3 separate regions of the Mus musculus genome follow, and all the other regions are linked to region 1. Evidence: chromatin loops called from intact Hi-C (ENCODE). Cell type or tissue: gastrocnemius. All regions are shown on one strand.

Region 1 (8,000 bases):
TAGTGTGTAGTGTGTGTGTGTGTGTGTGTGTGTGTGTGTGTGTGTGTCTGTGTATGTAGAAGCTGGGGACTACCTTGAGGATCTCCCTTGATTGTTCTCCATTTTAATTGTTTGTTTTTCAAGACAGGGTCTCTCTATGAAGCCCTGGCTGTCTGGGAACGTACTATATAGACCTGGCTGTCTGGAACTCAAAGAGATCTACATGCCTCTGCCTCTCAGGTCCTGGGGTTAACCATGTGTACCACAACACCCAGCTCCATTTTAATTTTTGAGTCAGGGTCTCTCACTGAACCCAGAGCTTATTGGTGAGGCTTGCCAGCCAACGAGCTGTAGGGACCCACCTGTCTCCATCCTCCAACCCTACCCAGTGCTGGAGTTACAGATGTTCAACTCCATGATCAGCTTTTACGCTGGTGCTGGGATCCAAACTCATGCTTTGTCGACTGAGCCATCTGACTGTGCCATGTTTGGGTGCACCCTCTCCATCCCTGAGAGATGGGTTCTATTTCCTCATGGATATCCAACTCCCTTATTTAAAATGTAGTGTTTAAATATAGCCTGTCTTCACCCTCCCATGTTCATGCAGTGTCTCCTCATCCCATAATACCCAATACAGTGTTCTATAATTCATTGCTCTGGTGTAATCCTTAGGGAATAGTGATAAGAAAGAAGTTGGTGCAGGCTCAGTGCAGTCAGTTTTTAAAACATAATTTTAGCTGTGGTTGGTTAATTCTGTTGATGAGAACAACATAATCCTGAAGGGCCAGCTATAAATGCTAAGTAAGAGTGAACACCACAAATGGGTAGCCAGAAAGATCGTAAGAGGCAGAGGTGGTGGACCTCCTGGCAAAACATTATTTGCTGAACATGACAGGTCCCCTATATGCATGACCTCACAACAGCTTCGACCACAAGAAAAAGACCTGCGTGAGATCAGACCAACCCACTTCCCAGCATGGAAGAGGGAGAGGCTCAGGAAGTCCTGCCCCTAGTTGAGAAGTTATGGGTAATTGAGAGCTGCTGGGTATGTCAGAGGATGTGGCAGTGAGAGGACACAGGTGACCAAGAAGGTGGTCCTATACCCATGAACATAGAGGCAGCATTAAATAGACTCTGTGGATTAATGGTGGAGAAGAAGGAGGAGGAGGAGGAGGAGGAGGAGGAGGAGGAGGAGGAAGAGGAGGAGGAGGAGGAAGAGGAGGAGGAGAGGGAGTGGCAGAGGTAAAGAAGGAATGGAGGGAAGAGATAGATGGGTGAATTTGATTAAGACACATTACATATGTGTATGAAATCTTCAATAAAGACTTGTTACTATAACATGGATTTTCCCAGTCTGTTCCTCCAAACTGTCTAAACTCTATCAAACACTTCAGGAGGCTAAGACTCATGTGTCCATTATTTCTCTACCATGTGCCCAGCATGTAGCAGACACAAGGAAAATCTACACTTTGCCACTGTTTCCTGTGGTCAGTGACTTCTTGGTTTTAGTTTTATGTCATTGATTTCCATTTTGCTGCTATTCAAGTACTTTATAATAAATTACAAAAATCATGACCCTTTTTCTTATACATTTCAGTACATATCTAAAAATAACTCACTTGCTTCAGAACCACAATATGATTAGCATACCAAACAAAATTAATAATTCCCCAGTATCATATATAACTACTTATTCAGGGTTCTTCAATTATTCCTCAAACATCCTATTACAGATTATCTCTTCCTAGCAGAGTCAGAATCGGAGTGGAGGATGGGCTGCTTTAAGTCCCATGTGGAAACAGCACTTTGCTGTTGCATGTACCACTGGCTTATTAAAGATGCTGAAGAATAGATTAGTTAATTAGGTGACACCTAGCATTCTTCTGTCCCCCCTGTCTCTCTTACGAGAGGAAAGCTAGTTTTAAGTTGTGGTATTATTCAGGTTAAATCTTTTCACATAGAAGATATGGTAGATGACGCTGTAGCCAGAACACTGAATCACTCTGAGAATTCGTGTCAGGTTGGTCTAACCCAGTGATGCTAAGATTGATCATCAGCTTGAAGTGGAGGTGGCTTGATCCCTCATTGCAAAGTGAGTGAGTCCTCTACTCTTTTATCATTAGCAAATAGGCTGTAAGGTGAAAATTGATACCTGGTAAATTCATAGCTCACCATCAACATTTTAACATCTACAGATGAGCTTCACCTGAATCAATTATCCCACAAGGGGTTGCAAAATGCTAATTTTCCAATCGCACACCCCTTCTTTATTTATTGGCTTATATGCTTGTGTAACAAAGGGCTTTCTCTCATCAACTGGGATATATAGCTCCTCGTGGAAGACAGGATACGTGTGCAGCATTCTTCCCTTTAATAAGCGATGCTCAAAATAAGTTATTGGTAAATGGCAGCTTGTTTTAAATGTTAGAATTAAAGCAATGCTGTGCAGGGAGTTCCCCTGTCCCCTAGCTGAACAATTATTTTAGCATAAGCCTGGGAAGGGGTGGGTGCACTAGACTGGGACCACTGTGCAGAATTCTCAGTGCAAATCTCACATCTGAATCCTCAGATTTTTAAGGATAAGGTTGACTGATCCTCAGTCTAAAAGTTGTTATTGCATCTCAGCAGATCCTGGTTATATGGTTTATGGGCCCAGTGATAATCTCTCTCTCTCTCTCTCTCTCTCTCTCTCTCTCTCTCTCTCTCTCTCTATCTCTGTGTGTGTGTGTGTGTGAGGAGTGCATGTCATCAGTAGTTGCACCTGTTGTTTGAAACACAAACTTTCATTGGCTTGGGACTTCACCATAGGCTGGCTAGCTGGCCCTTAAGCTCTAGGTGATCTCCCTGACTCCACCCCCTACCTTGCCAACATCGGCATTACCAGTGCATGCCATCACACCTGGCTCTTTACATTGGTTCTGAGGACCCACACTCAGGCTGTCACACCTTTGAGACAAACACTTGACCATCTCCACCACCATACAAGTTCTTAGGACACACTTCCCAATGCTTCCCTGGGGAGAGCGCTCACTCCTAGGGTTCGTGGAATAACTCTTACAACTTACTTTTTTTTCTCTTTTTTTTTTTCAAATTAAAAAAAAAATTTTTTTTGAGCATTTCAGTGAGAACTCTTGATTCCAAATTCTCAAATCAGTGTAAATAGCTCCCTCCCTCCCACTGACTACACCTTTCACATGTGTCTGGGCCAGCCACTAGCATAAAACCCTGGTTCTCTCTCCAGCCAAACAGCACACACTTCTTTAATGTGGTCTCGTAAATCCAGCCCAGCTTATTGCCTCTTCATTCCCAGTCTCAGCTTCTCTCCCTCCCTCACTGAGCCCAGCATGGCTGCAGGGTGCTCTCTTCCTGAAATCAGAGGCAGACTGTCCTACCCTCTCCCTGACCCCTTTGCCGCCAGGCTGCAACATAAGCTCCCATCTAATTGCTGCTCTGCCTCTCTCAGCAGAACGTGACCTCGTTCTGGGTCCCTCTCTTAAAGCAACTGTCTGTGTTTTTCATTATGTTTGCCAAGACATATTAGTTTGAACTTTTCCCGGACCTAACTGGGTTGGCTCCTTTTCCTTTAAACCTCTGAGGCAGCAGGTTCAAGAATGCAGCCTTTGGTGGGAGGAGGGGTTTGGCCTAGAAGCCTTAGGAGGGAGCTTGCAGCCAGGACACTTGTGATAGTCATATAGTCCTACGAGGACTGCATGTGGACTGTCCCTTTAAGAAATGGGCAGACTCTGGATCCAACTTCAGACCTCAGTTAGAAGTTGAAGCCACAAAGAGAACACACACAGCCTGCCCAGAAAGCTGCCCAGCCTTGCCATGGACGGTCTCCTACCAGTCTGTTACCCGAAAATCCTCAAGCCCATCCCACGAAAACACAAATGTGAACACTGTCTAAACATCGAAGCCTTCGAGCCAGCCTCCACCCTGCAAAGGAAGTTAAGAGCCAAGTTCCCGGGCGCCCTCAGCTTCTGTGCTTTGGCCAATCACCCAGCAAGAAGCAGCACCTCCCGCCTACACTCGATGCATGCTAGTGAGAATTCCTTATGATTTCTATGAGGATGTCATCTGCAGCTTAAGTGAATAATTCCCTTTGGAAATAAAAGTGTTCATGAGCCCTGGAAGAAGAGAGGAGACACGCAGGGATGGGAATGCTCATCAGAACGAAGGGAGTTTTCCAGCTTTTAGCTTCGCTAGGAAATAAGTAAGATAAAAGTCATCTATAAAAAGTGCTGGAAGGGCTTCATGCAGCCTGGGGCTTTTGCCAAGGGACAGATTTCCTCCACCAACTCCATTCCTTCCAGGCCCCTTTCTTGTGTGTTCGCCTTTGCTTTCTTCTCTCCTTTGTCTTTTAAGCAGCCCCTACTCGATCTGGGCGGCAATCTTTAGGGCCAGCAAAGCTTGTATTGGGCAAACCTTAGAAACAGGTGGAGCTGGCTCTTGGCAGAGGGGGATACCACACCATTTTGGAATGGCAGCAAGGAGACCCCGTGTCAGCCAGGTAGGCCCAAGATCAGGTTACCTATAGAGCCCCCTGCTTCCCCTCCCAGGCTGTTACTTGCCCATCACCTCCTCGCCTCCTTCTGGTCCTTCCTCTCCTGTAAGCCTGCCCTTTTGGTGGCCAGATAGAGAACCATAGGCACCTGCCAGGCACGAGGCTGTCTTTCTGAAGCCCCTCCCTACTCTTGTTTCTGACAGGGCTCATCTGTGTGGCTTAGCATATCGCAGGATGATCTTCTCCTGACTTCACCTTCCACATGCGTGACCCTAGTGTCTTTGTAAATAAAACAGCAGAGGTCAACTTGCCATGGAGAGAAAAATGCATAAATCAATATGCAAATAAGTCCACACCAGACTCTGCACATCAGTGATGGAGCATCTTGGAAGATGGGTGGTGCAGCTTTTATGCTGAACTCTGTCTCAAGTGCCATGGTTCCGGTTGTGGGCTTTGGGAGAAAGTGAGCCAGATGGAAAAATCAAATCTCTCTTGGATTGGCTTTACTTAAACAAATCCCAGGGGCCAGCCTAACCGCTGATTCAGTCTCAAATTTTGATTTTTCCATCTTTCAACTCCCTGAATCTCAAAGAGATTTTATTGTGGGCCCATGAGATGCCCTCAGCTCTATTGAGAATCTTTTTGGCCTTTTGACCAACCATTCTGAGAAAACAGAGATGGGAGTTTCTGTCATTGGCCGCAGAAGACTCAGATGCTCCCAACCTGGAAGAGAAAAGCTGTGGGGCAACTTGTAGAGGGGAAGGTAGCGATTTCTTGTGTTGAATCAAAAGAAGAGGCTCTTACTGTTCACACAGACTCAGCCATCATGCTACTGGGATGAGATCTCAGAAAAGGTAGAAGAAATTTCCAATTCTGTGTATCCTTACGTACCTGGGCAGAACAGAAAGCCACAGACTCCAGAGTCTGGCTTCATAATCTTCTTACCAACTCACAGCCTTACACCCAACCAGCTGCCAGTCTCCTCTGTTTGACTGCATTACCAACTGATTCCCCTCCAACCCCCAACTCCCGCTCCCTTCCATCTCTTTTCTTTCCTGATTCCTTCATCTCCTCCTCCTCCTCCTCCTTCTTCTCTCTCTCTCTCTCTCTCTCTCTCTCTTTCTTCTCTTTTTAATTTAATTTTTAAAAATTATTCACTTTACATTCCACTCACTGCCCCCTCCCAGTCACCCCCTCCCACAATCCTTCCCCCATCCCCGGTCCACTTCTCCTCTGAGGGGCTTGGCGCTCCCTCTCCCACTGAGGCCACACAAGGCAGCCCAGCTAGAACATATTCCACATGCAAGCAACAGCTTTTGGGATAGCCCCTGTTGTGGGGAAGGACAGGAGAGATGGCCAGATGGCCATAAAAGTGAATGGAAATTTGCAACTTATGGGGGTCAGACGGTGGGAGGGGGGTGAAACAGAGACCTGGGATAAGGAGTGCGCCCAAGAATTAATGGGGTGACCTTAGCTATGACTCACTACCTTGAGGATGTGGAACCTGAAGAGGCCACCTCCTGTAGCCAAGTAGGAACTCCAGTGGAGAGATAGAAACACCAACCAACCTACAAAACTTTCAACCCAAAATTTATCCTGTTTACAAGAAATGTAGACAAGGGGCATGGAGCAAAGACTGAGGGACTGGCCAACTAATACCTGGCCCAACTTGAGTTCCTCCTCCAATTCTGAAGAGTAATACTTAGACTATGCTTTAGTCAGTAAATCACAAAACACTCACCTTGCAAGACTGGGGACCTGAGTTTGCTCTCCCAAACCCGTTTTTTTGTTGTTGTTGTTTTTTTGTTGTTTTTTTTTCTGTTTTGCTGTTTTGTTTTTGTTTTTTTTTTTTTAAAAAAAACTCAGCATGGTGGCACACATTTGTAATCCCAGGTATGGGGAGTTCAGCTAGACTAGCTTACTGGACAAGTCCTAGGTTATGGGAGAAACTCTGCTTCAAAAAGGGGGGGGGGATGGGTCCAGTTCATGAAGAATGGTACCCTAGTTGTCTACTGATATCCACATACGCGTGTGCATACATATCTCTCATACTAACATCCACACACATGCAATACATGCACAAAAAGAGAGAAGAGAAAAATGATGCTGTATTAGTTACCTCTCTGGTGCTGTGATAAAACACCATGACCAAGGCAACTTAGAGAGGAAGAGTTTATTTCAGCTTACAGTTGCAAGGGTAAGAGCCCCCCCTCCCCCAAAATGTCGAGGAGCACAGCAGCAAGTGGTGTCAGTGGCAGGAGCTAAGAGCTCCCATCTTGAATGGAAAGCAGAAAGAGAGTAAACTAGAAGTAGGCAAGGCTCTTCACTCCCAAAACTCGCCCCAGCAGCATGTCTCCTCTGGCCAGGCTGCATCTTCTGAACTTCTGAACCACCACCTGGGGACCAAGCACTCTAACGTCTGAGCCTATGGGAGTCACCCTCACTTAAACTGCCACAGTTGCCCATGTTCCATCACCTACCCATCATCCAACATGGCCAAACAATGATCAGCTGGTCCTGTTTCAGTTATATACCCATCCCATTTACCATCATGCCTCAAGGCTCGGGACTTAGATAATGTCAAACAAACCTCAACTACCATTTAGTCTGTGATTAATTTATGCCTGCCTCCAAAAGCAGATTCCATTTTGGACATAATGATTCCATTATGATACTGAAAAATAATTCTTAACATTTCCAAATAGGTCATCAGTGTCAACATCTCCTTAACACCTCAGTTTATATTTGCTCAAGTCAGAATCTGGGTAGGAGCTATGCACTGTGTGTGTGGTTTTGCATATTCTTCATGTGGATTATTTATTGATTGAATCCATTGGATTACTGAAACTAAGAATTTCACTGACTGCATTGCTGTGGTAGTGTTTAACTAAGTTCTTTGTCCCCTGTGCTTTCTTTATTCTGGTGGATTAAGGGATTTGGAGGCAGGTAGTGAAGTGTATCAGAGAATGTAAGGTCCGTCCCCATTTCTTTTTCTGATGGCAGCAGCCACTGAGCATCACTGCCTGAACGGACCATTTCCACTACTTCATTGATACTGACAGTCTATTCATCTTCATTTTGGAGCTTCTAGAAGGAGTGATTTCTTTCCCTAGGCCACTCATTCTTTGGAGATCTCGGGCCACACGGCCAGAATATAACAATGAGTTGTAGCCAGTGTCTTTCACACCTCAATGTAAAAGGAACTTCCTTTTCTCCTTAGCCATCTGTCTTCTTTATTCCCCAAATACCTTTCAGAAGCCACTCACTGGCCAATATATTGTCTTTGCTTAAGTGTTTATAGAGCCCATACTTAGCAGGAGAAAGATACAGATTAGTTTGAGCAATTCAGAAAAGTTTCTTCATTCAGAAATAGACCTTCTCGCCATATACGGTGTTTGTACTGTAAATGCACAGTTCCAGAGCCTTCCTGATGGTTAACAAGCTCCATTCTTATTGTGAAGGGCCCTCGTCTCCGCCCTGAAGATGAAGAAGGCATATAATCTTTCATAGAGAAGCC
Region 2 (8,000 bases), 55 kb before region 1:
GTGTATATGTGTGTGTGTGTGTGTGTGTGTGTGTGTGTGCGCGCGCGCGCGCGCGCGTGTGCGCGTGCGTGCATACGTTTTTTACTCACTCAGGTAAACAACAGTGATTACTAGGATTAGGTTTAGTCTTGGAAACATGGCCAAACTGACTTCCTTGATATGTGGATGAGGTCTTGGCTTGTTCTTCTTGTAATATGCAGGAGTGTAGTCTGTAAGACATTTCTAAAAAAGGGGTGTATAAAGAAGAGGTATGGGTAGCATGCATGTCTAAGAGCATGTATCTTTTTATGGAATTTAGTACATAGAAATTGCAGTAGCCACATAGAATGATGGTGTGTGTGTTTATGTGTGTGTACATATGTAGCTGCTCTTTGCTGCTATGTGGGTTCTTCTTTCTCCCCACCCTTTATATCCCTCTGGCTTTCCCCCCTATATCTAGATAGAAGAGAAATAAGGATGGAGGGGAGATACACAAACACACACACACATCCCTTTTTTTTCTTTTTGTTTCTTCTTTGAGCATAACTACTAACAAGCCACAACCAACCTCCTGAATGATCACCAACCATGCCTATCAGGGCTCTAGGATTTATATACCCTCTGAAATTTCCCAGAATTTCAAATGTCACACAATCACAGGAACTACCTGCAGCTCGCATAAACCATTCCTCTGCTAGAGCACGAGGCAAATCATAGTCAGCTGCTGCAGACAGTCCAAAGCAGCCTCACATCACCACACCTGGGATTAAAACTAAAGCACATTCTTATAGTATTTCTATATTTTGTTATAAAAACCAAAATTCTAGACTTGTCACTATATACATGTATGTACAGTGTGTGTGTGTGTGTGTGTGTGTGTATCTGCAGAGTCCAGAGGCCAAACTCAGGTATTGTTCCTCAGGAGCTGTCCACCTTTTTCTTGAAAAAGAGTCTCTCATTGGCCTGAAACTCACCTCGTGGGTTGGTCTTGCTGTCCAACCAGCCTCAGGCATCTGCCTGTCTTTGATTTCAAGCACTTTGCTGACAGTGGTGATTTGAATGAGAATGGCCCCCATAGACTTATATATTTAGATGTTTGGTCCCTAGTTGATGGAACTGTTCTGAGAAGGATTAAGAGGTGTGGCCCTATTAGAAGAGTTGCATCACTGCAGGTGATGTACCCATGCCAAGCCCAGCCCCCACCTCTCTTTCTGCCTTTAACTTGTGGATCAGATGTAAGCTCCCAGCTACCTATCCAGTGCCATGCTTGCCTGCTTGCTACCATGTCCCCCACCATGATGGCCATAAGCAAGCCCCCTAATTAAATGCTTTCTTTTATAAGTTGCTTTGGCTATGGTGTCTCTTCACAGCAATAGCACAGTAACCAAAACAGCTCCAAATGAAATGATCTTCAGTCACCAATCTCCTTTCTCCTCAGATGTAGTGTTATTGAGTCACAAATGAGCCATGCCTACTTTTCCTCTTTGTAGATTGCCTGAGCTCGTATGCCTCTATGCTTCAAGGCTGACTCTTCACCAGTCAGGACTCAGGAGCTGAGGATGTGCGGGGATACGGATGCCTTTGGATCCTGTTGCCTTTGGAGCATAATAAAACTTCTCAGGATGCATACTCCAGACTTGTCAACCACTGGCGGAATTTTCTTGCATGCATCTTCTGTAATCCTTGTCCAAACATTCTGGTTTTCCTAGACGACTTAAAAGCAATCCCTAGTTTTCTGTTTCCATCCTCTGACAGTCTTCATCACCCTCTTACCTGCCTTGTTTTCTGAAAAGTTTCTCACTATTTTGGATTCTGAAGGTTAGTTTTCTTTACTGTTGCCAATGTGAATTTTAACACAGATCTTTGCTTATTTTTTGTTTTGTTTTGTTTCTTAAGGTGCATTTTGCTTATAGCTCTCTGCTCAGTTTTAAAGCTCATGTTTCCCTTACGTTTCCCAGCTAAGGCTGTAATGTGATATTCTAATGTTTTTCAGGTTCCTCCAGTAAATAGTAGTTTACTTTATAATTCCTCAATCTTAATAGGTCCTACTCTGCAGTCTGTTTGGTTTCAGGTGGACCATAGAAGAACATGCATAGTTTACCCAGGTCCAGCTGAGTCCCATAAGCTGTAATTCCTGGATCTTCTATTATGGAGGTCATGAAGTTGCCAGTTTCCAGCCTGCATTGCTGTCAGAATTGCTCCCATCTCTAGCTGTTCCTACGGGAGCCAAATGCTACAGGGCGGAAGTTACATTGTTCGTATTGCCCCTCCTTTCTGTTCCAGACAGGATACATGAGATGGGGTAGGGGTGAGCATCTCAGCTAGCTCAGTCAGGGAGAAGGTGTCCTCAGCCTGAATGTCCCTCCTCCAAGTCCATCAGGATGACGCCGGGCTAGCCTGCTCCACAGGGAGTCCCAGGTCTACCTGCTTTTCCATGCACGTGGTAAAAGGCATCTGATTCTGCCTTTGGTGTCTGGGAGGTAAAGAAAAATGGTCAAAGCTAGGAATGGCCATGTTCGCCTCTTACTGCTCCTATGACTTGAAAAACAGTCAGCCCTATCTCATTAATCAGATTGTATGAGCTCCGGGACTTAGGAAAAACTCCTCCCAAAGTTCCACAGTACTAAGACAAGGGAACAGGAGACCTGCTGCAACCATGACTGCACACCATTAATTCTTATGGACGATTGTGTTGGTAAGAACCAGGACAGTTCATTCAACAAATATTTTCTTTGTTTTTCAATTTTTCTTTTGGGGTGTGTGTGTGTGTGTGTGTGTGTGTGTGTGTGTGTTTGTGTGTGTGCAAGTGTGTGTGTGAAGCCTGAAATTGATGACAGATGTCTTTCTGGGTTGCCCTTTGTGGTGGTTTGAAAAGATTTGGCCCCCATAGACTCATGTGTTTGAATGTTTGGCCCATGAGGAGGAACACTATTAGAAGGTGTGGCTTTGTTGGATGAAGTGTGTCACTGTGGGGTGGACTTTGAGGTCTCTATGCTCAATCTCTGCCCACTGAATAATTCTAGACACTCCTACTGGCTGCCTGTGGAAGATAGTATTTTCCTGGCTGCCTTTGGACCAAGATGTACAACTCTTGGCTCCTCCAGCACCATGTCTGCCTGCACACTGCCTTGCTTCCTGCCAGGATGATAATGGACTGAACCTCTGCAGTTGTAAGCCAGCCCCAATTAAATGTTTTCTTTATAAGAGTTGCCTTAGTCATAGTGTCTCTTTGCAGCAATGGAAATTATGACACCCTTCACCCATCTCTTTGGATGCTGAGAAATGCCTTACCAAATACTATTTAGGATGGTACAGCCTTAAAGAAATTGTTGTGGCTTCTCTGAGTACCCAGAGGCCTTTGACAATGAGGAGAGGCTGCTGGGAGGGAGAAGATGGCTACCACTGAGACCAAGCAGCCACGAGGTTGTAGCTTCCCAGAATCAGGCAGAACTGCACAAACTCCAATGAATTAAGAGTGTAAATTGAGCAGATCGACTTGGCTTGTGCACTACAATAAAGATCTGCAAACACTCGGCTCCGTATTGAACCTGAGGCAGGGTGATTAATTCATTATTCACTTCCTCGGCTGGAAGTGAAAGTGTGTACACCCAGGGGCCAGCACCGATGAGCGTGGTCATAAATCACGCTATTTAGAAGTCTAGCGATGAGAAAATCAGCTGGCTGCAGGGGGGTGTTCTGTAGGCAGCAGCAGAGGCTACAGAGCCAAGACAGGCCAGTTCACTCTCTGGAAACATCCCAACTGGCCAAGCATTTGGCTTCCCAGCCAAGGCAGCCAGCCTCTCTGCTACCCGCCTTGGCGCTTCCTGGCCTTACCACAAGCAAACAAACTCTATTACACCCAGCAGAAGTGTGCTTGTGACCTGAGATGGCCTCTCTCAGTGGACAGAATCCCAGGAATAGTATTATAACCCCCAAAGGGCTGCTGTGGTCTACTGGAGAAAACTAGTCCTTACCCCTCTCCTGGAGTTGTTCTAGGTTTCAGGTCTTTTTGGCCAGGCTCAGGTGGCTCGGCATCCTTCAGTTAGGGTCCCTGGTTGTCACCAGGTGCCAATCCTGAGACACTGTCTTTACCCTATAAGCTCTGCTGCCTTCATACAAGAGTTTGTGGAAGATGTGAATTTTATTTACAATGTAACAATAACAAAGGGTCTCTTTGCACATACTGTCCAATTTAATCTTCACGACAGTGAGAGGAATTTTTATCTACAGTTATGGCAGAGGAAACCTGCTCCATAGAATGGCCTGCTAGAATGGAGCCTTCAGTTGGTCTGTCTGCAAAGCCTGCATTTCTAATGGTTGTGACAGACCATCTCCCTTATCCAGAACATTGTGGTATTTGCTCAAATGCTACAGACATATTTCAGGGCCTGCCAGACTTAGACTATCTTCCCTGGAGCCAGGGTGAGCCCCAAGAGACTGGCCAGAGCTTTGCTTGCTACCAAATTTAGCATGAAAAAATAAAAAAAATGAAGTAAAATAAATGACTAAAAGCATTAGCCACACTGTTTCGCTTTCTCCTCCGGAGCGGAATAGCTCTCCTTAAAAAGGACAAAGCACCCAGACTCCTCTCATCCCTCTTCCCATGACAGCCGCTATGGGCTGCTTGCAATCTGTCTGTAACTTTCTTTGCCTGACTTGGTGCCCAAAGAAATGCGGCTCTCTTAAAAGCAAGGAGCAAAGGAGCAAATAGAATTCCTTAACAAAAGGTCTCTAACCAAGGGACTAGTGAGTGATACTCATTCTCCTCTGTTACAGAAAAGAGCCTCGTGATTCAGCCTACCTGTCTCAAGAGCAGACATCATCTTCTAAGACCACCCCTTCTGCTAAGCAGGGAAAGGATGCTTGTGACCAGAGCTGGAGGTCTCAGCTTCAGGTGGGGCTTCTTCTGTATGCTTCCCTTAGTCGCAGTGAGTTTGTGTTGATCAGGACCCAAGTGAACTTCCCCAGGACAGCCAGTCTGGTTGTCCTCACATGTGGGTTGCATTGGCTAAGAAGGAGGACTGGGAAATGGGCTGTTGCTTACACAAAGTCTCATCCTGAAGAGAGGAGGGTGACCTGAATGGATCACCAGGTAGACTTCACATTAAGCAGGCAACAGATGAAGGTCACTAGAGAGATGGACGGGGGATTTCAGCAGCCATGTTTTCTGTCCACTTGCAGAATCTGTTTACTCAGAGTGCCCACAGCAGGGTGGGGTTGCTCCAAGTGAGCAGGGACATGGGCACAGGCTCCTGGGTGGTGCCTGCCAGTCTCCATGATTGGCAGAGGATGTAAGTGGAGGCTCTGAAGACAGAAAAACCTGGAGAAGATTGCATTTGGCTTAACATAAACATCCAGATATAAATATATATCCAGATATAAACATCCACAATGGTGAGAATTCAGGACATGGTGTCCGGGAGCAGCGAGTTGTAGCTTCCTGACTGTGTGTGAATCTGCCAACAGAACTTACCGAACTTTCTGAACAGGTACAACCCAAACACCTAAACCAAGGAGCCATAAAACTGCATTGTGCCAAAGAAATATGTGGAACTGAATTGCAAACCAGAGTGGAAATATGCTCATTTGGAGTGTGTGTGAGTGTGTGTGTGTGTGTATTTGTGTGTGAGTGTGTCTTTGTGTGTATGTGTGTATGTGTGTGTGTGAGTGTGTATGTGTCTGAGTGTCTATGTGTATGTGAGTGTGTGTGAGTGTGTGTGTGTGTATTTGTGTGTGAGTGTGTCTTTGTGTGTATGTGTGTATGTTTGTGTGTGAGTGTGTATGTGTCTGAGTGTCTGTGTGTATGTGAGTGTGTGTGTTTGTGTGTGTAAGTATGTGTGTGGTTTTGAGTGGATGCATGATGAAATAAAGTCTTTTAAATGACGAGCTGGAGCAGGAGATTGCTTGGCCAGGCAAATGTTTGTCTTGCAAGTATGGGAATGTGAATTTGATCTCTGGAATTCATGTTTAAAAAAAAAAACCCAGACTTGGGGCTTCACACTTTGAAATTCTGGTGTTTGGGAGACAGAGGCAGGAAGAGCCCTGGGGCTTGTTGGTCAGAAAGCCTAGCCTCATGAACTCCAAGCTACTGGGAGATCTTGTCTCAAAAAGAAAAAGAAAAAAAAAGTAGATAGCACCTGAGATCATCTTCTGGGCTACACACATGTATGGACATGTGTGTGTGCACTTATACATGTGCATAATAATCACTTCCAGTCATTTACATTAGTAAAGATGAACAGGTCTTCAGAGGAGCAGCTGTGTGCGTGCTCCGGTGTGTGTGTGCATGCTCTGGTGTGTGTGTGCTCCGGTGTGTGTGTGTGTATGCTCTGTGTGTGTGCTCTGGTGTGTGTGTGTTCCAGTGTGTGTATGCTCGTCTGTACACTGGCCACATCCTGGATCATGAAGCAGAATATGCCCAACTTCAGCCAGTTCCCTATGGGTTCTTCACCCCCCTGGGTGAGAACTGTACTAATTTGTTCACTGAGCTTTAATTTGCCACTGCCTTTGAACTCCCCATAACTGGAACCAGATGTATGCGTTCCCTGGCTTTTTTTAACTTGGTGTAATGGGAGATTAGCTCACGCTGCTGGTGGTATCAGCGGTGAGTTCCATTCTACTATCCAGTGGACAGCTCATAGTGTGAAGATGGACCAGTGTGTTGGTCCACTCACTTGCTGACAGACATTTGCTTCCTTTCTAATGTTTGGTTGTTAAGAATAAAACTGGATGTCTCCTCTTTGTTTGTTCTTGTTACAGAAACCTTTGTATAAAAACACACTTGTTTCTCCTTGTCCGATAGGATTTTATTAGAAACTGCCAGGCAATATGCAATAAACTTAAAAATAACGTATAGACATGCAAATTAAAGGGAAACAGCAGCAAAGCTACATAATAATTCATATATTGTAAGATTTTCTTATTTTTATTTAGGCATATGAGTGATTGTATATATGTATGTATGTGTACCACATATGTGCCTGGTGCCCACAGGGACCAAAGAATTGGAGTTACAGATGATTTGAGACACACACACACACACACACACACACACACACACACACACACTCATGTGCATTATGTATATATGTATATATATGCACATAATTTTTATTGTTTGCACATGTGTGATTTATATGTGGGTGTGTGCACAGAAGTGCAGATTGTCTGTGGAGGTCAGAGTTGCCAGGTCAGAGTGGCAGTCACTGGTGGTTGTGAGTTGCCCTACATGAGTGTGAGCTGCCTTACATGGGTGTGAGCTGCCCTACATGGGTGTGAGCTGCCCTACATGGGTGTGAGCTGCCCTACATGGGTGTGAGCTTCCCTATATGGGTGTGAGCTGTCCTACATGGGTGTGAGCTGCCCTACATGGGTGTGAGCTGCCCTACATGGGTGTGAGCTGCCCTACATGGGTGTAAGCTGCCCTACATGGGTGTGAGCTGCCCTACATGGGTGTGAGCTGCCCTGCATGGGTGTGAGCTGCCCTACATGGGTGTGAGCTGCCCTGCATGGGTGTTGGGAATCAATCTTGACTCCTTTGCAAGAGAAACATATGCTTTTAACCACTGGATCATGTCCCAGTGCCTCACCATCCTCCATATATTTTTTAAAAATAAGTCAATTAGGAAGAATCAAACATCCAAATATACTTATGAAGATAAGATAATTTTATTCTATATAAAATTTAACAACATGTTTTTAGAATGTATGTTTTCAGTATCTGGGAACTTTAAGCAAATTCATATTAGGTACATAGGTTAGACAGAGGCTCTGTGTAGTATTGTTAGGCATACACAAGCCCACCTAGTACTAATACAATTCGGCTTTTAAACAATGCAGACTTAATGCTCCTCCATAGGAGATTCCTACCAGCAGGAAGGACATGTGTGCTTATGCATAGAGATAGATGGAATTTGGATGCAGGGACAAGTGGCCACTTGGTACAGAGCTCTAGGGAGATGGATAATGGGCCAGGAACTAGCATGGTGCCCAAGGCATTAAATCCTGCTGGAATTGCAGCA
Region 3 (8,000 bases), 85 kb before region 1:
CACACCCTCAAGGGGCCCCTTGTATCTCTCTGTTGGTACTACTTCACACGACCATTTGGGCAGACGTGCCCCGTAAACCCTGTCAGATAAGAGCACCGCCTCACTTGCAAGCCACCCCTGCCCAGTTCTCTGAACAAACTCATCCTCACAGACATCACATCCTGCCCAGCTCTCTGAGGCTAGAGTTCTAAACTGTCCAGGTATCTTATCAGAGGGAGGGGCTCAACATTATATTAGAGCAGTAATAATGGGGATGGGAATGCAGGAATTGTTCCTCAAGTACCCCCAGGTCTTCAGCTCCAGTCACTCAGCCTCTCTCCTCTGTGGGCTACAGGTCTGGTCTGGCCAACACAGCAGAATGCAGGAGGAGCAAACTCTTCCAAGCTAGCACTGGCTGGCCAGTAGGAGTCAGCTGCCCCTGGCCAGTAGGGAATGCCCTTTCCCCATTTGCTTAGTTCCGGCTTACCAAGGCTTTGGAGAGAAGCCTCACGTGGCTGACACATGGAACCTTTCTCTGGAACTCATTTCTAAAGCACAGCCAAGGCTTAACTGCCAAGGGGAGACGTTTTTGCTTATGGCTAGAAACTTCTAAGCTATGCTGGTTTCCTGGCGGTGCCAGTGTCCTTTCCCTTTCCTTTGCTATGACAAAATTCCTGGCTCACGGTTTGAGGGTGCAGTCCACCATACCCGGGAAGGGATAGTGATGGGAGCAGGACTCAGTGGAGAGAATTGAGTGTGAGGCGGGGAAACAGACAAAAATGCTGGTGCTCCACTCGGTGATGCATTTTTATTCAGCCTGGGATGCCAGCCCATGTTCAGAGTGGGTCCTCCCTCCTTAGCTAATCTAATCTAGAAAATACCTTGCCGACATGCTCAGAGGTTTGTCTCCATGGTGATTTTACATCCTGTCAAGTTGATGATAAAAACCATCCCATGGCGGGACAGCAGGTGCTGCCTGAGAGCCAAAACTGCTTTCTGGTCTTTCAGTAACCCCACCCAGGGGTACCTGCCTTGCTGCGTGTGTGATGAAACTGTTCAGTCTAGAGCTGGAGTCTCTGATGGATGGCCCAAGAATATCTGTGTCTGCAGATCTGCCTTTTGTCTTCCCAGATTCGCATCTGCCCTGTTTTCAGTGGGCACAATATGGGGAAACTGGACCTCTTCCACCAGGACCCAAGAGCCTTCCTTGGGAATAAACGGAACAACACGGGGCAATTGAAGAACTTAGTTGTCTGCCAGTGTGTTGTGTCCAGCCTTTTGACACTACATCATTACAGTGATGGACTGCATTTCTAACTGTCCTGGGACAATACAGCCCATAGGCAGCAGGCTGGACACTTCTGGATACATTATCTCTCAAACTATGCTTCCCATAGGCAAGTCCTTGGCACCAGGCTTAGCTGTTGACCATTGCTTGTGAACTCTGTGGGGTCTGCTGCTTCAGGCCACAGAACAGGAGTCGCAGGCTCACAGTCAAAAGGCTCACACTCAAAGGCTCATGCTGACGTCAGTGTACTTACAGGCACTGGCTGGCCAGAGAGCCAGGTGGAGCTAGAGTCTTATTTGAATAGCGAGGTTGAGAGAGTTTTAGAATGATCAGTGGTGAATCCTTACACGGGCTCCAGTCTGTGTGTCCCTAGATACCTGTGCCCTGCGTATTATAACCCATGTCTGTGTATGCTTATCTGTGATGGGGACAAAAGTGGGCCCTGTGAGTTGGGGCGATTGCTCAGTGTGTAAGTAAAAAAGGATTCTTAGTCACTGAGCAAGCATGAAGACTTGAGTTCCAATCCCCCAAACCCATGTAAAAAGCTGGGTGTGGCCATGCACACATCTTTAAGCCCATTACTGTCAGGGAGGATCCCTAAGGCTTGCTAATTGTCAGCCTAACTCCAGATCCAGTGAGAGACCTTGTCTTAATAGAAGAAGGTGGAGGGATAGAGAGTAATGGAATTCTCTCTGGCCTCCACCTGTGCATGTGCGTATGTACACACGTGAATGTACCTCATATGTGTACACACACAAACACACACACACGCACACACACACGCACACACACATGGACACACACACACACACACACACACACACACACAGAGAGAGAGAGAGAGAGAGAGAGAGAGAGAGAGAGAACAGATAAAAAAGTGGGCACTAGTATCTTTCATGGCTAAAGGAACCAAAAATCTTCCCATTATCTATCTATCTATCTATCTATCTATCTATCTATCTATCTATCTATCTATCTATCTATCTATCTATCCACCCACCCCTTTACTGTCTTCCTACCTAGTCTTACCACCTGTCTACCATCAATAACAAAACAGTTATGAACATCAAGAAATTCACAGTCTAGAGAACCAACAATCACAATCAATAGCCATCATAAGACTATCATTTGGTTATGCTGGGACACTTCTTTTAAATGCCCCAGGAATTCTGAAGAGAGAATTAGAACCATTGGTGAAAGTCCCATTAAAGACTGAGTCAGGCTGGGGCTTCCTGGGTAAAGCATTTTCTTGTGATGACCAGAGTTTGGATCCCTTGTACCCATGTCAATGTCATCTAGAGGGCATGATGGACTGGCTGTAATTTCAGGGCTCAGAAGGTAGAGACAGGGGATCCCCTGAGAAAGCTGGATAGTTAAACTAGTCCTATCAGCACGTGCACACATGCATTGAAAAAGGAGCTTCTTGAGAATGTAAGACTTGTCTGAGTCTTTAAAAACATTTTCATAAAACATTTTATGTGTGTGGGTGTTTTGCCTGCCTGTATGTATGTGAACTGCATATGTGCTGGGTTGTGTGTGGGGGCCAGAAGGAGGGTATCTCACCCCCTAGAGTTGCAGTTACCAATGGTTGTGATCAGCTATGTGGATTCTGGGAACCTAACCTGAATCTCTGGAAGAGCAGTAAGTTCTCTTAACTGCTGAGCCATCTCTCCAGCTTCATGTGATTCTTTTCATTCGCAGCTAGATGGTTCTTGGATGCAGATCTGTGGTAGGAAGATCCATTTTTCGTTGCCTCTCCATAGATATCCAATCCTAACCTCTGGAATGTGAGACTGTGTTAGAGTCAGTGGTAATGAGGAATGAGTTTTACAGGCAGAATTAAAGTTGCTAAGCAGCTAACTTTAAAACAGAGAAATTATCATGGATTTCCCAGGTGCATTCTAAGTAACCACAAGGGATTTTGGAAAAGAAAGGGATGGATAGATGAGAAAGAGCTTCCAACTGGATTGGAAAGGAAGGGATGAAGGCTACACTAGAAGCTTAGAAAGGCCAGGAAGTGGTCTTGTTCTTAAGAGTTTCTGGAAAAGAAGGCAGCCCTGCCAACCTGGATGTTTAGAATTCCAGACTTCTGACCTTAGAATTGTAAGACAATGCACATGTGGGTTTAAGCCTGGGTGAGTGGTGATTCCTATGGTACTGACTGGAAACCTGTTGGGAAAGGTTCCAGAGAGGATAGCCTGAAGGAGTTGGTGAAGTGCAGGCCAGAGCTGCCATTGGCAGCAGAAGAGGAGGTGGTGCAGTGGTCACAAAGGCCTGAATATAATTCTACTCTGTGGAAGTGATGGCACCCTCCCAACCCTACCCCTCTTCTGGGAGTGAAATGTCTCAAGAGGAGTCATAGGGTTCTGGCTAGAAATGGCTGGGCCCTGTCTGGTGGCCATGGAGTGATATGTAACATTCTGCTCTCAGTGTGGGGACAGCTGCTACAGAGAGAGCAGGATTGTACCAGCCACACTGACCTGATGAAACCCTTAACCCCTATAAGGTGTCATGTTCTCCTGGTGACGTGCCCTGGTGGCTTCCCTGTGTCCTGGTTCTTCCAGGCATTTCTGGCCTAGTGATATACCCCAGAGCACCTGTCATGACTAGACCACGTAGTCCTCCCTTCCCCTTACGATATGGAGAAGCAACTGAACCTGCATATATCCCAAGCATGCTCGCATGAGTCACTTTTCCCGACAATGTCTGTCTACACATTCTCAGATGTCTCTTAGGGTTCTGGCTTGAAGCCCCTTGGACTCCATGAGAGCAAGACTTCCGGAGCCTAAGCTTGGTGATGGCTTTTCCTGCCTGACCTTAAGAGTGTTGGTAGCAGAAATGGAAAGGGGAAGGACCTGCGGAGGCGAGAGTGTGTGTTGGGGGAATGGGGAGTGTCAGGGGAGTGTTCGGGGAATCTTTACAACTGGCCTTGCATCAGCACCTCCCCAAAGCTGCAGGAAAGCCAGGGCTCCATGTGATTAGACTGTGCAAGGATCACAACTCCATTCTACCATTTACTAGCTCACGACCTTGAGAAAGTGGTTTAGCTTCTCTGAGTTTTGTTTTCCTTAATGGGAAATGATAGAATACTAAGAAGAGGTAACCATGAGTTTTAAGGATAGCCATTATTATTTGTTATTACGAATGATGTCCTTCATGTTGGAGGGTCCTAACTCTCTAACTAGTCTCCAGTTACATTCCCCAAACATTTTTGCCTTTCCACGTCTACCTCTTGTCTGTCTGTTTCTGTTTTATTGAAATATAACTGTCAGACAGTACATTGCGTATTAAAGTTTGGTGTATCTTGGCATATGCACACACTCAGGAAATTGTCACTACCATCAAAATAACAGAAAGACCCATCATACCCCAGCTTTCCTTTGTGACTCCCCTTCCCTCCTCCCCCTGCCTGACGCCTCTGTTCCTAGTGATTTCTTTTTCTCATTACAAATTCGTTTATATTTATAGAGTTTTATTAAGTTCAGCCATACAACATGCATGTGGGGAAATCTGGCTTCTTTTAGTTAGCCCAGTGATTTTGAGATTTACCCATGTTGATGTGTCTGTCTATCAGTGGCCCTTTTTTCCTTACTGTTTGGAATTAATTCTGTTGCAAAGATGTATCACAGTTTGCTTACCCCTTCAACTGCCTGGGCTGTTTCTGGTTTGAGATAGTTTGAATCCAGCTGCAAATAAATACCCCCTTTATCACTGTGAACATAAACTTTCACTTCTTTTGAACAAAGATTCGGGAGCAGAAGGTAGGTGTAAGTTTAATGCCTGAAGAAACTGCCCGGTTGCTTTGTCAATATCCAGGCCCCACCAGCCCTGCTAACACTTGTTATGACTTGCCTGTTATTTTATACTTCAGTGGGATGCAATGGTCTGATTTTGTATTTCCTTGATAGTTAATGACCCTGAACATGTTTTCTTGTGTCATCTAAATATACTCTTTAATGAATCATCTTTAAAATCTTGTGCCTACTTTAAAAATTGAGGTAGACGTGGTGCTACATGGCACATCCCTTGGGAGACTGAGGCAGGACGTTGAGGAGTTCTAGATCAGTTTGAGGTACACATTAAGACTGTTTCAGGAACTACAACAAAACCACCAAAGCAAGCTGTATGCTTTCTGAGGTTAATAAGCCCTCAGAGGTTGTTGTATATTGAAGATATAAGTTCTGATTAGGTATCTTGCCTTGAAAATGTTGTCTGTGTGTCTATGGCATGTCTTTTTGGTCTTGTTACAATTCTACCAAAGAACAGAAGTTCCTAATTTTGGTGATGTCCAATTTATCAAGCGTTATCATTTTGCTGATTTCAATATTTGTGTTGATGTAAGGAATCAACTTGGCCTTAATGAGCGTACAAAGATTTTTTTAAAAAAAGATTTATTTATTTTATATGTGTGAATACACTGTTGCTGTAGCTGTCTTCCGACACACTAGAAGAGGGCATCAGATCCCATTACAGATGTTTGTGAGCCACCATGTGGTTGCTGGGAATTGAACTCAGGACCTCTGGAAGAATAGTCAGTGGTCTTAAACTCTAAGCCATCTCTCCAGCCCCATAGATTTTTTTTTCCTGGATTTTATTCTGGAAGTTCTATAGCTTTATACTCAAGCCAGCTTTGTGGCCTGTTTGAGTTAAGTGCTTTCTTGTAGGTAACTCAGGGTAAGTACCGAAGTGGTTTTGTTGTTGTTTTGAGTACTTGAGCAACAGATAATTACAAGGCTACCATTTCTACACAAGGTTATCTTTGTATCTTTAGGTATTGCTGTTTTGAGACAGGATCTCATTCTATAGTCCAGGATGGCCTTGAACTCGGAGTGATCCTCCTTCTTTAGGCTCCACAGTGCTGGGACTATAGGCATGAGTCATGCTACCCTAGGTATCTTTCCTATTACTCTACTGACATTATCACTCTATTGACCTTGTTTCCTTCTGTTTGTATATTGTTATGCCATTAGCACATTTAACATTTTTTTTGTTGCTTTTGCATATGTTGTGTGTGAGTGAAGGTATATGGATGTATGTGTGCAAGTGTGTATATGAGCATGCATGTGTGTGTGCGTGTGTGTGTAGGTCTGAGGATGATGTCAGGTGTCTTCCTAGATTGCTCTCTTCTTTATGTATTGAGGCAGTGTGAGGCATGGTCTCTCTCTTGTGAAACCTGAACATTTTGAGGAGAAAGATCAAATCCACGATGGTCTGTCCAGGATGATGGGCATTGGCCAGGTATACTAGGAATTCCTAGAGAATGGTGTGCTGAATTAGTTTAGTCAGGTAACTCACAAGGCAAAACCTACAAGGTTATGTACTTACCACCTTAGTTCAACTTGGGGCAAGAATACATCCTGGCATATTTCCTGCCTATATCTCCCAACTGTGTGTGATCAAGCATATCCTCTGTGGTTGGGACAACCAACCTTGTTTACTGAAGTGAGAACACATGGCTTGTTAGCTTACATGAATAACAGACCCCAGCATTCCAGGAAGTTATCTATCTTTGGGCAGATGGGGCTAACAGGTTAACTTTAGCCATCGCATCAGAGCTCATTGTTTTAGTGAGCTAACCAGCTTACTGTAGGAGTTCCCTATCTCCTCCCCTGTTCGACTCCTTCTCACTGCCATGCCAACTTAGCTTTTACAAGGCACAGAGGATCCGAAACCTGGTCCTCACATTTGTGTTGGTAGCGTGATGAAACCCTATCAGCTACCTTCCCAGCTCCTCTGTAGTTCTAGAAGACTCAAGTAGATAGGTGTATCCTCCAATTCTCTTCTTCCTCTTAAAAGTTGTTTTAGTTATTCTATTTCCTTTATTTTAGGTGCATAGAATTTTTTTGTAAATACACCAACTCTATGAAAAGTCCTTTTAGATTTGTGCTTCGCCCATTGGGGAGAAAGGCTATCCTTACAATGTTAAATTACTAAGACCACGAGCATAGTATGAACATCTACTTAGGCAATGTTTAATTGCTCTTATCAACATTTTATAATTTCCAATGTACAGTCCTTAAACATTTAAAATTTTTTATGTGATTCTAGATGTGGTAACTCATGCCTTTAATCCCAGCACTCAGATGGCAAAAATGTTTTATGTGTATGGGTATTTTGGCTGCATATGTGCATGTATACTATGTGTGTGCCTGGTACCCGAGGAGGCAAGAAGAGGGTGGTGGATCTCCTGGGACTAGAGTTACAGATGGCTGTGAGCTGCCACGTGAGTACTGGGAGTCAAACCTGTGTTCTTTGAAAGAGCAGCCAATGCTCTTAACTGTTGGGCCATCTCTCCCGCCCCTGCACATTAAAAACAAAACAAAACAGACTCCCCAAACCCAAAAGATCATTCACCAGCTGTCTTTGGGTCTGGTGATGCTATTGGGAAGGGTATTTGGGTTTTTAAGCTTCAGATTCTTTATTGCTAATGTTCCTCACAACAATGGTTGAATTTTGTCACTAAATTAATTTGCTTTTTGTAGTAGCTTTTGTAGATTACGTATGACTTTCTAAAAGCACAGTAAGTCCACAGCAAAGAAAGACAGTTTTATTTTTTTCCTTGCAATCTGCGAGTCATTTATTTCTTTTAAATATCTTTTTATATCTTTAGTGCAAAGAGAGAAGCACGGAGCGAAAGGACAACCTAGGGTTTTTTCCTTCTGGTTTTTAAAGTAATCTATTCTATTTTTCACCAGTAAGTATGATGTTATCTGTTGGTTTTGCTGATACCATT

The links. Hi-C counts contacts between places; a loop is a spot of excess contacts. Peaks named below come from ENCODE experiments on the same cell type or tissue, not always from the same donor. Only the 100,000 strongest peaks of a DNase experiment are listed, where the experiment ranks them.
Region 2: a loop joins it to region 1, with 5 times the contacts of the local background. A loop is called at or near these places in 4 of 42 quality-filtered maps.
Region 3: a loop joins it to region 1, with 12 times the contacts of the local background. A loop is called at or near these places in 2 of 42 quality-filtered maps.

What each region holds. Positions count from the first base shown.
Region 1 is chr9:59,130,231-59,138,230 of GRCm38, reverse strand. No RefSeq gene overlaps it. Among named protein-coding and RNA genes, the nearest start is that of Neo1, 98 kb to the right of the region's middle. In gastrocnemius, no CTCF peak of the experiment used is centred here; DNase peaks (open chromatin) are centred at 3,859 and 4,341; H3K4me3 peaks cover 1,942 bases; H3K27ac peaks cover 2,392 bases.
Region 2 is chr9:59,185,015-59,193,014 of GRCm38, reverse strand. Gm33053 (a long non-coding RNA gene) reads left to right here. Exons shown (of 4, transcript XR_379496.3): 4 at 1,470-1,814. Among named protein-coding and RNA genes, the nearest start is that of Gm33053, 46 kb to the left of the region's middle. In gastrocnemius, no CTCF peak of the experiment used is centred here; DNase peaks (open chromatin) are centred at 3,095 and 3,734; H3K4me3 peaks cover 1,057 bases; H3K27ac peaks cover 2,153 bases.
Region 3 is chr9:59,215,239-59,223,238 of GRCm38, reverse strand. All of the region lies in intron 3 of Gm33053 (a long non-coding RNA gene), which reads left to right. Among named protein-coding and RNA genes, the nearest start is that of Gm33053, 16 kb to the left of the region's middle. In gastrocnemius, no CTCF peak of the experiment used is centred here; a DNase peak (open chromatin) is centred at 462; H3K27ac peaks cover 2,072 bases.